3 separate regions of the Homo sapiens genome follow, and all the other regions are linked to region 1. A link is a contact called in ENCODE Hi-C or POLR2A ChIA-PET data. All regions are on one chromosome and are shown on one strand. Each heading gives the region's core, a stretch centred on a gene start or an enhancer-like site at or near the end of the contact. The rest is flanking DNA. Distances are from core to core; before and after follow the strand shown.

Region 1 (3,412 bases), core at 469-2,968:
AAATGTGGCCCCCCACACACATACTTGTGTGGGGGGTAATGTTGGCAAAATAGTAACCAAGAATGGGGTATAGAAAATCCCTTTTAACCTTTTTGCCACCATAACAAGCTATAGCCTAACACAGATCCTGCAAAAACTCTCTCTTTCTTTTGTTCTTCTAGGGAAAATGAAAGGATTAGGTCAAGAGTTACAGATGTGATCCAGAAGAACCTTTTTTTGTGGCTATTTGTGGCTGTTGGGGCTTTGTTTTGCTTGTTTGTTGATGAGTAGGTGGCAGAAGCCTTTTCAAGAGTGTTTGTCACGTACATTTGGATTCTGAGCAGCTACTGGTCTATTTCCCAAAGGACAAGTGAGCCCACAGAGGTCAGTGGAGAGAGGGAGAGAGTGTGTGTGTGCATGCTCATGAAACGTGGATCAGAATAACAAAAGCAGATGTAGCTGATGGCAGAGGGGCAAGGCTGGAGTTAATAAACCAGCACGCACAGAGGGTTCTGTCAGATGCAGGGAATGCATGACATAATTGTTTCTGCCTCTAATGATCTCAGTGATGTGGGAGACATGAGAATATTAAAACAAGACAGAAAAACGGAAACTCATTTCTAGCAGCTGCCAAACAAAATGGGACGTAAAGCAGGAGAGAGGTATATTGAAATGTTCACAAGGTTCACTTCACCAAAATGAAACTTTACCTCTCACGGATGTCAAATCCTCACCTCTCTCTCATGCAGAAGTCCCCTCCCATTTCCCATCAAACTGTTGCTCCCTGCATTCTTTCTGCATCCTTCCCTGTCACTCTCTTCCCTCGTCACTGTCACTTTGCCTCTCTTGCTTTTTAATCTCTTTCATTTTTCCCCTTCCTTCCTCCCTTCTCCATTATCCTGTCACCACAAACATGCTCTTACAGTTGTTCTCCCCCCTTCCCTCTCTCTCTCTCACACGCGTACACGCACACAAGAACATACACGCACAGACCACACCCCTTCTCATTCATTAGTAATCAACCTGGGAGCCACATCTCCTAATCCCAGCAGTTGAATGGAGCTGTAAAAATGCTCCCTTTGAAAAACACCCAGAAGTGACGCTCCCCGGGCTGCAGGTGGGCGGTGGTGTCGGCGCTGCTGCGATGCTTGCTCCTGCCACGAGGGGGCAGCAGTGCGCGCCGAACGCCGCGCTGCCCGTCGGCGCAGGGAAGGCGGCGCGGACGGCTGCTCACCCGGTGTCACCCGTCACCGCGGCTGACAGCCTGCGTCAGGATTCCGCCCGCGTCCCAGGCGAGCACGGAGGGGCGCAGAGAATAAGCAAACGATTTCTGATGAGTGCGGGCGGGGTGAATTCCGCCTCGGGCTAGTACAGATAGATCTTTTCCAGAAACAAAGGAGTGAGTCAGGCCGCCTGTGAGTCGAGAAGGGAGAGAGGCAGGGCTGGGCGCGACCGCTCGGCCCGGCCGCCTAGCTTCTCCCCGCCCGCCTACCTGCGCCCTCCCTCCTGCCCTGCGGCCCGCGCACCCCCCGCCCACCCGCTCGCGCTGCTGCGGGGCTCCTTCCCCAGGCAGCTGCAGGCGCCGCCCGGTCGGGAGGAAGCTAGAAGGCGGTGTTGCTTGGCCACCTGGGGGCGGGGATGGAGCCGGCCTGCAGAGAGGGAGCGCGGGTGTGTTGGGGGCAGGGTGGGTTTGCAGCCTTTCCTAGGGGTGCGGCTTCCAGCAGTGACGGCAGGGTGAACTCGGCGGCAGGGGGCGGCAACGCTTCTGTCAACCGGCAGCCTCCGCGTGGCTGGGTACTAGAGCTCTGCACATGTTTGTCATAGGTCAGCTCCCCCGACACGCGCGCGCACACGGGGTCCTGGGGTCTTGTTGCGATTCCGCCCCCTTTTACTCCAAAAGAGAGGTAACAGCGTCAACAAGCAGAATAATAAAAAGCGTTTATCGAGTGCTACGCGCAAGGCAGGCTCTGTTTTTACAGTAAATCTATTATTAATTTTAATAAAATGATAGTAAATAATAACAATATGCCCAAATGATGCTGATTGATAACTATCTTATTTCCTTCGTTTTAAGTTGAGAGGATGCAGAAGTATTTTTTTTTCTTTTTCAAGAAGATAGCTAGGTCTGGTTCTCCCTATTTCCAGAGGAGCAAGATGCCTTTATATTTACTCGTGTTGGAAAAACTAGGGTTATAACTACTGTTGGACAGGATTCAGCCTCCGGGCTGTTTTCCCTCCGTGCATTTTTTTTGTTTTCTTTTGAGACGGCGTTTCGCTCTTGTTGCCCAGGCTGGAGTGCAATGGCGCAATCTAGGCTCACTGCAACCTCTGCTTCCCAGGTTCAAGCGATTCTGCTGCCTCAGCCTCCTGAGTAGCTGGTACTACAGGCGTGCGCCACCACGCCCGGGAAATTTTTGTATTTTTAGTAGAGACGGAGTTTCACCATGTTGACCAGGCTAGTCTCGAACTCCTGACCTCAGGTGATCCGCCTGCCTCGGCTTCCCAAAGTGCTGGGATTACAGGTGTGAGTCACCGTGCCCGCTCCGTGCATATTTTTTAAGTGGGAATTTTCATGTAACTGTCCCAATTTACAGCATCCCTTGAACAAGAGAACATCTAGAGACTTGACCTAAATGGTAACCCCATTGGTGGGAGTTGAGGAGCTGTTACTGCCATTAGAAGGGGCAAGTGGCTCTCCAGTTTGCCACAGTACCCACCTTGCCCTAATACGGACTGTTATTACTTGAAGCTGCACCCCTGGGGGAGGGCTACAAGTCAACCCTTTCTTCCCTAACACACACACACACACACACACACACTCACTCTCTCACACAATCTGTCTCTCAATCTCTCCTTTATTTATAAAAGTAAATATTAGACCATAAGTTTCACGAGAGAAGGAATTGTGTCTTATATTTCTTTTGAATCCCTCATAGAAATTCACTGATCTGGACATATTGTAGATACCGCTAAGAACTGCTGAATGGAAATCTGTTGAATAAAATGAGCAATGGAACATTATTTAAACTGTCAGGCTACCACAGATATTGCATCCATTATTTTTAAGGACTATAAAAACATTCATACAAGGCACAACAATTTCTGCTACACGTGCATGCATAAACAGAATTTGATGTTGAAAGCAAAAAAATGTACAACAAAATTAATGTATATGTACTTAATTATAAAAATAAACATTTTTGTTCCTTAGTAATCAGACACAGTAATAGTCTGAGAAATACTAAAGAATGATAGAACTACTCTTTTGTAAGCATTTCAATCTATAGCAAGTTTTGAGCCTGCTATAGAGGTAAAAGAGATATGATGTGATAAAAATGTAAATCAAAATCATAGTGAAAAATAAACTAATATTCTTTTATACTGTATGGAAACTCTAGCTATGCGATACTACATTGCATATGTATCAGTTATA
Region 2 (3,412 bases), core at 308-2,807, 400 kb after region 1:
AGTAACTGGGAAAGCCACAAGAGTAAGTTATTATCCATGATCAATTCTTTTAACCTGAGCATCTGAGGCTGCTTTTCCTCTGAGAGCATGGATTTTTGTTTTTTAATAAAAAGTTTGTTTTTTTGATCATAAGTTTTGAGCCCATGTCCTCTGCTGGGGTAAGTCTGGTGGAAAAACTCTTTATCTGTCTAAGATCTTTGAGATGAATCAAAGAATTACATGGCATATTAGACCCACGTGGTTCCTTCTCTATGTTCCAAATATCAGGGTAGAGTTTCCCAGGAACACAACTGTCTTCCAAATGTTCATAGTAGTCCAATTGTTGCTACATTTTCACCAGTGGAAACACATGCCATCTTGGGAAAATAGGCAGGAAGAGGTAACTTTAAGAATCATAAAATCCTAACATTTCCATTGCTTCTACCATATTCCCTAACTCTTTCATATACTCCAAAGATATTGTGATTTGAAGATACCCCGGGACACATTGCCCCATCTAAAATTAATTCCTTTATAATACCACACGAGATATTCTTGATACGACGGTAGGCAGAATAAATCATCTAGTTCACTTCGAAACTGTGAACATTAAGATGCAGAGAAACAGTAGGGATGAGAGGACAGCCGGCTGGATCAGCATCTTGACATCAGGAGGGCCCTTCACAGCAATATGAAGTAGGTAAACCTTGCCTTTAACAACCTCCTCATTTGCAGTAGCCAGTGTTTATCAAGTACCTAGTAAAAGCAAGGACTTTGCAACGTGCTTTACCTACTTTAGCTCATTTAATCTTTACAACAACACCATGAATCAGGTACTTTTACCATCTGTCTGTCATAAGTAAATTAACTGCAACTTAAAGATGTTGTTATGTACCCAATTCACATAGCAAATCAACAGTCAAATCTATGTTGCTCTAACCAGAATCTGAGCCCTTAATTCCTATACAAGCAAAAAACCATTTTTCTTTTTTGAGTACCAACCTAGATGCTCAGTGTCTTGGCCTGTCAACTGTCTGCCCAAGAATCTCCATGTTAACACTCAACAGGATCTATCCCTCAAATTCCAAAGAGGCAAGGATTCAGGAAACTTGCTTATTATCTTAGCCACGCCACTGTACTTTCAGAGGGATCAGTATTCTCACTGTGCAAAAACAACAGAAATGGATAAAAGCTTAAATACACACACACACATATATTTCTGAGGGCTCTGTCATTTCCTGATAGCCTATAATCCAAAAGCCAAATGCCTGATTCATATTTTCACACTGAGGCATTAAATATTTTTGTTTTCTCCCTCTTTATTGTTTTAATATTATAATGTGCCTTTTAAAATTCCAAGTAGCATTTGAAATCCAAAAGGGGGTAATGTATTAACCAAAGAAGTGAGTCTTTAAAGTGGAAATTTCCAGGCAGAGGATCCAGTGATTGTTGGAAAGATGCTGTATTCTGATTATGTTTCTTTTCCCATGTAAGGATGATTGTGTTCAGAGAATGCTCTCTGAGATAAGGTTGGATAAAGTGGGAACCGGGCCCAGCTCTCTGAAACAGCGTTGGCAGAAATAAGGTGAGAAAACAGGGCCCACGAGCCAGCTGGCATGCATGACAGAGGTCCCTCCCATGCGGCAGAGATTCGGGGGAACCATAGAAACCATATGGTAGAGAAACCCTGGCAGAAGAGGGATGGCATATCAGAATCCTCTGTGCATGGGGGTAAATCCCCAGAGCTGCAATGTGATAGTGGTTTCCAGAACTTCTGTCTCCCAGTACAGAGGGGCAGAAACTCTTCTTCACTACACCCCCCACAACCTGACTGAGGCAAGAACCACTACTCTTTCCCTCTACCTTACCCTGGGTAACCTCTCCTGGTTCAAGGGCCCCTCATCCAGCAGCGGACTGACTAGTAGTGACTTGTGTTTCTCTTCTACCCAATTGTAAGCTGATGAGAACAGGATAGACATTATTATATTTTGGTATTCCTCACAGCTCACCGCTCTTCTACAGAGCAGGTACTGACTGCATGATGTATCAAAGGAAGAATAAAGAATGAAGCCATGTGTCCAACTTGGAGAAATCCAATTTGCCTCCCAAGTGAAATGGGTCAATAAGTAGCCCTGGTTCTTTTTAATATTGTTTGCAATTCACTCAGTTATTCAACAAATATTTTTGAGCACTCACTATGTACCAGGCACCCTACTGGCAGCTGGGGATACAGCACTAAACAAGGCGCATACAAAATCCTTCCCTCTTGGAGTTGATTACATATTGTAGGAAGGCAGGAAATTAATATGCAAGCAAATAAATAAGAATCCTAGATAGTGATAATTGTTCTGTGTAAAATAAAACAGAGTAATCTGATACACAATGATTAAGATAAGGCAGAGGAAAGCACTTTAAGCAGGGGAACCAAGGAAGGAGAATGAGGGAAGGCCTCTGAACAGGTGAAGAGTAGACATGACCTCTGACTAGGAGGGCCTCATTAATGCATGGAAACTATTTCTAAAGCCATCAACTACTTTTGATAGTAGATATAAAGGCAATACATGCACTTGCTAAAACATTTTTATAATTTGGTAGCATATAAAAAAGGTAATATCTACCTCTGAACTCTACGATTCAAGGAAATACTTAACCATTTTCTTATGTTTTCTTCTAAATACTTACTTTTATTTTCTTTTTGTTTTTCTTAACTTTTATTTTAGGTTCAGGGGGGTATATGTGCAGGTTTTTTACATGGATAAATAGCATGTTGCTGAGGTTTAGGGTACAAATAATCTAAGAAGCAGCACCTCCTATCACAGGCCCTGAGGTCTAGAGGAAAAGAATGTTTCCAGGGTTCAGGTCCCCCCCACCCCACTTCCCTGTGCAGCCTCAGGATATTGCTCCCTGCATTCAGGCTGCTCCAGCTCCATCCTCAGTTCAAGGGCCACAGATATAGCTTGGGCTGCTGCTTCAGAGGGTGCAAGTCATAAGCCTTGGCTGCTTTGATATGGTATTAAACCTGTGGGCATGCAGAGTGCAACAGTGAAAGAAGCTTCACAGCTTCCACGTAGATTTCAGAAGATGTGTGAGAAAGCTTGAGTGCCCAGACAGAAGCTGCTGGTATGGCAGAGCCCTCAGAGAGAATATTTACTAGGGTAGTGTGAGGGGATAGTGTAGGTTGGAGCCTCCATACAGAGTCCCCTCTGGGACACTGCCTAGCAGAACTTTAAACATAGAACTTTATAATAGAATGATTTATATTCCTTTGGGTATATACCCAGTAATGGGATTGCTTGGTTGAATGGTATTTCTGTCCTTAGGTCTTTGAGAAATCACCACACTATCTTCCACATTGGCTAAACTAATTTACACTTCCACCAACAAAGTATAAGTATTCTTTTGCATGCATATGTTCATTGCAGCACTATTCACA
Region 3 (3,412 bases), core at 675-3,174, 380 kb after region 1:
TTCTTCTACTCACTCCTTTCACATGTAACATGTTGATTCAGTGAGTGCTAATCAAAGCCTCACAGGAATGTGACCACTTATCTCACAACCCACCCTCCCTTTTTTTCCCTTTCCCTTTTTCCCTCCTGCCGGATCTTTACCCTTTAAATATTGAAGTCCTGAAAATCCTCTTGGTAAAAAGCGTGAGCCCCAGATACTACTGTGGCTTGTGTCACTTTTTTCCAGGCACATCCTCAATTTTAGCAAAATAAACCTCTAAATTGATTGAGACTTGCCTCAGTCATTTTCTTTGGTTTGTAGAATAAAGGGAGCTTCAGATTGGAAGGGAATTAATAAATTCATCTCCTTCCTTAACCAAGGATTCCTTTTTGCTAGTAAGAGAAATCACCAACTCAGTTCTATGATCACCAAAAAGGAAAAAATGGTCATAAAAGAATGGATGGATAGATGGACAGATGGATGGATGGATGGATAGATGGCCAAATAAACATTTTATGAGCATGAACACTGTGTTGTTTTCACATACATTCCACTGATGCCCAATAGAGTATGACAGCACACAGACATCCTGTGGTAGAAACCAATTATTATCCTTCAGGAATGAAGGATGTATTCTTCCAGCTGTTGGAAGTTATACTGAATAAAGCCCTTAATTGTCAGCCTCCATTGGAGATTCCTTAAGCTAAAGAGAGCCACTTCATTCCAGGTTTCATCCAATAACTGCTCCACACAAAGGTATTAAAGCCCAGCCCACTTTCCCAGCTCAGGACACCTCTGAAGATTCAACTGTGTCTTCCACTGAGACTGTGTCATAGCTTTACTTGTTCCTCTGCTCAATCCTGCTTCATTCCCTTCTATTTCATAGGGACTGACCCCAGAAGCACTTCCTAATAAACTACCTGCTTGTTAATCTTCATCTCAGAGCTTGCTTCCCAGGAAACCATCCTATGACATATCCTTATATGAATTTTTTATGTGACATGCCTCTCTTGTCAACCACATGCATTCACTGAACACCCTCATGGTGACTCACAGAGGAACAAAGACTATTGGGGCTGGAAGGGAACTTAGGGAGCATTTTATCCAACCACTTCATTTAATAGAGAATATTCTGAATTTAAGTAATTTACCCAAGATCACTTTCATAGTTAATGGCAGAGCTAAAACCAAACTCCAGGTCTCCTGACTCATAATCCAATATTTTTCTATTACACAATGATATTTTCCCAGAAAAACAAAAGGTCTTTGTGCACACTTGAAGAAGAATGTAACACTCTACATCAGCTTACAAAGTCAAAGAGCAAGAAATCATTCAATAAAAAAAAAATCCTCCTACCATGGTTTCTGGTTTATTTTCAAAAGCAGATATGAGTAATATTTTGAAATACTGCTGGTTTCCTATTCTTCATTAATATAAATAAACAGATACATCAGCTTGGTTGGGCCAACCTCCATTTTTGATGATACATTTGAGTTGGAAAATATCTTAAGACGGATTCAACAGGATCTGTGCTGGGATCCTGGAGGGCCTGCTGTAGTTAAACACAAACTTTAAAGTGCTTCAAATAATTTCTATGAATTATCATCCTCATCCTAGGCAAAATGATCATAATTCAGATCCTGAGTTAAGACACAGAGAAGGCCAGGAAGATTAACAACGAAGGCTCCAAGGAGGAGATGAAGAAAAGTGGAGACACTTACTGTTCTTCTTAGCTTATAAACAGGGCATGACAACTTTTCTTCTTGTAATAAATCTTATGATTTTTCCTATGTATTCCCATAATACCTTGTATGGATCTTGATTTTTGTGACCACATGGATTATGATTATCCTTTTTCTCCCTAACTAAACTAAGAGTTCTTTGCAGTCAGGCACTGTGCTTAGTCACTTTGTTATGGCTGGAAGAGATCGCGTTATCCCAAGTTACTGGCTGCATATTTGTCTGGGTCTGTAGCAACTTCAGTCCTTGCCTCCTCAGAAAAAAGAATTCAGCTGAGAAATTCTTTTATCTCAGAAATTCAGAAAATTCTTTTTCTGAATTTTATCTCAGAAAAAGAGACTGAGATAAGTTTCAGAGCAGGAATGGAAGTTTATTAAAAAGTCTTTAGAATAGGAAAGAAAGAAAAGAACCCTTGGAAGAGATCCAAGTGGGCACCCGAAGGTCAAAGACAGAAAAAGAAGCAAAAAAAAAAAAAAAAAAAAAGTCGGGGCTTTAAGCTTGATCCTAGGACTTTATAGGCTTGCCGCTTTCCCAAGATTCTTCCCTTAGGGTGGTCTTCCTGCATGCACAGTGCTTTCCTTACCTTTTGGAATTGAGCACTGGCAGTGTGTTTAGGACGTCATATGCATGCTCACCTAAGGCTTTCTTCCCTTTTCTGATGGCGTGTTCCAGGAACATCATACCTTGCAACTTTTGTCTCTTAACTCAGAAAGTTGCTTTTCCCTGGGGCCTGCATTCAATTAACATTTTGACGTTCACGGGTATGGACCATGAGGAAATGGACTCTCCCTGGTGTTGCCAAATTATAATTTTTAGAGAGGCAATGCCATAATTGCTGAACCATCACCCAACATTCCTAGTGGGGTGCAGGGGAGAGCCCCCTCCTGTAACAACTCGAGTGCCTAAGTCTGATTAGCACTGATTGAATGTTTGTCAAATGCGTGAATAGTTGAATGAATGACCAATGTTGTGGTCTCCTCGTCATTTTTTCCTCAAAATATCTTGCCCATAGAAGCCTTTATAGGGCCTGAGGACCTCATGGGAGTCAGGAGCAGAGAGGAAAGTTAAGAATTATTTTATGTTATTGCAACACATTTTACATATTAGGAAAAGAAGCCAGAGGACTGAAGAGATAGAAGGATTGTGAACTTATGCTATCAAAAGAAGTGTGTTTTGTGTGGGGTCAATGCTTCAGAGGAGTGAGCAGGATCCCAAAGTATATGAGTCCAAAATTTTCTCACCCTCCTTACCTAACTTAGAACTTAGGTAAGCATTCTCAGTTCTTATGTTTTAAACCTCTTTCTCTGAAACCTACAAATATTCCTTCAGGTCTAAACCTCAGGATAAAACTGGAGAAACAGAGCCCCAAATCACATGCATAGGCCCCAATCTGCAGAATAAGGGCCTTCAGCCACTGATCTTTCTATGAACGTGAAATGGGAGAGAGCACAGCTGGGATGCCTACCTCAAGTCTTATTAAACTGGGAGCTAATCTGATCAGAGGCCCAGCTTAACTGAGGCCAACTATATTTCCTCAGGGTTTTTGCTGTCCCTGAGGAGGAGAGGAGTCAAGACGCAGATCAGAAATACAGTATAAGTGCTTTCACTGAGGCATGCCTACATTTGCAATTCAATTCAGAAAGAGAGAAAAGAAGATGGAACGGGCTACCAGGCTGAAGCTAAATGCCATGG

Evidence for each region. Hi-C counts contacts between places; a loop is a spot of excess contacts on that map. ChIA-PET counts read pairs that join two places held with the same protein, here RNA polymerase II (POLR2A). Pooled maps may share reads with other maps.
Region 2: a loop to region 1 is called in a map of heart left ventricle, with 3 times the contacts of the local background. The contact joins two enhancer-like sites. A Hi-C loop is called at or near these places in 1 of 168 maps with a recorded cell type or tissue (heart left ventricle) and 4 of 50 pooled maps. POLR2A ChIA-PET finds 5 or more read pairs at or near these places in 1 of 52 experiments (HEK293T).
Region 3: a loop to region 1 is called in a map of ascending aorta, with 9 times the contacts of the local background. The contact joins two enhancer-like sites. A Hi-C loop is called at or near these places in 2 of 168 maps with a recorded cell type or tissue (ascending aorta and chondrocyte) and 5 of 50 pooled maps. POLR2A ChIA-PET finds 5 or more read pairs at or near these places in 1 of 52 experiments (AG04449).

What each region holds. Positions count from the first base shown.
Region 1 is chr3:115,782,402-115,785,813 of GRCh38, reverse strand. No RefSeq gene overlaps it. Among named protein-coding and RNA genes, the nearest start is that of SNORD155, 120 kb to the left of the region's middle. RefSeq lists enhancers at 560-1,238, 1,270-1,770 and a silencer at 1,480-1,529. Within about 2 kb of position 1,718, at least 38 of the 41 ENCODE cell types and tissues checked have a DNase peak (open chromatin) inside an H3K27ac peak, as active enhancers do; they include ascending aorta, where a contact is called at or near this core.
Region 2 is chr3:115,379,861-115,383,272 of GRCh38, reverse strand. No RefSeq gene overlaps it. Among named protein-coding and RNA genes, the nearest start is that of ZBTB20, 230 kb to the right of the region's middle. Within about 2 kb of position 1,557, at least 3 of the 41 ENCODE cell types and tissues checked have a DNase peak (open chromatin) inside an H3K27ac peak, as active enhancers do.
Region 3 is chr3:115,400,008-115,403,419 of GRCh38, reverse strand. No RefSeq gene overlaps it. Among named protein-coding and RNA genes, the nearest start is that of GAP43, 220 kb to the left of the region's middle. Within about 2 kb of position 1,924, at least 4 of the 41 ENCODE cell types and tissues checked have a DNase peak (open chromatin) inside an H3K27ac peak, as active enhancers do; they include ascending aorta, where a contact is called at or near this core.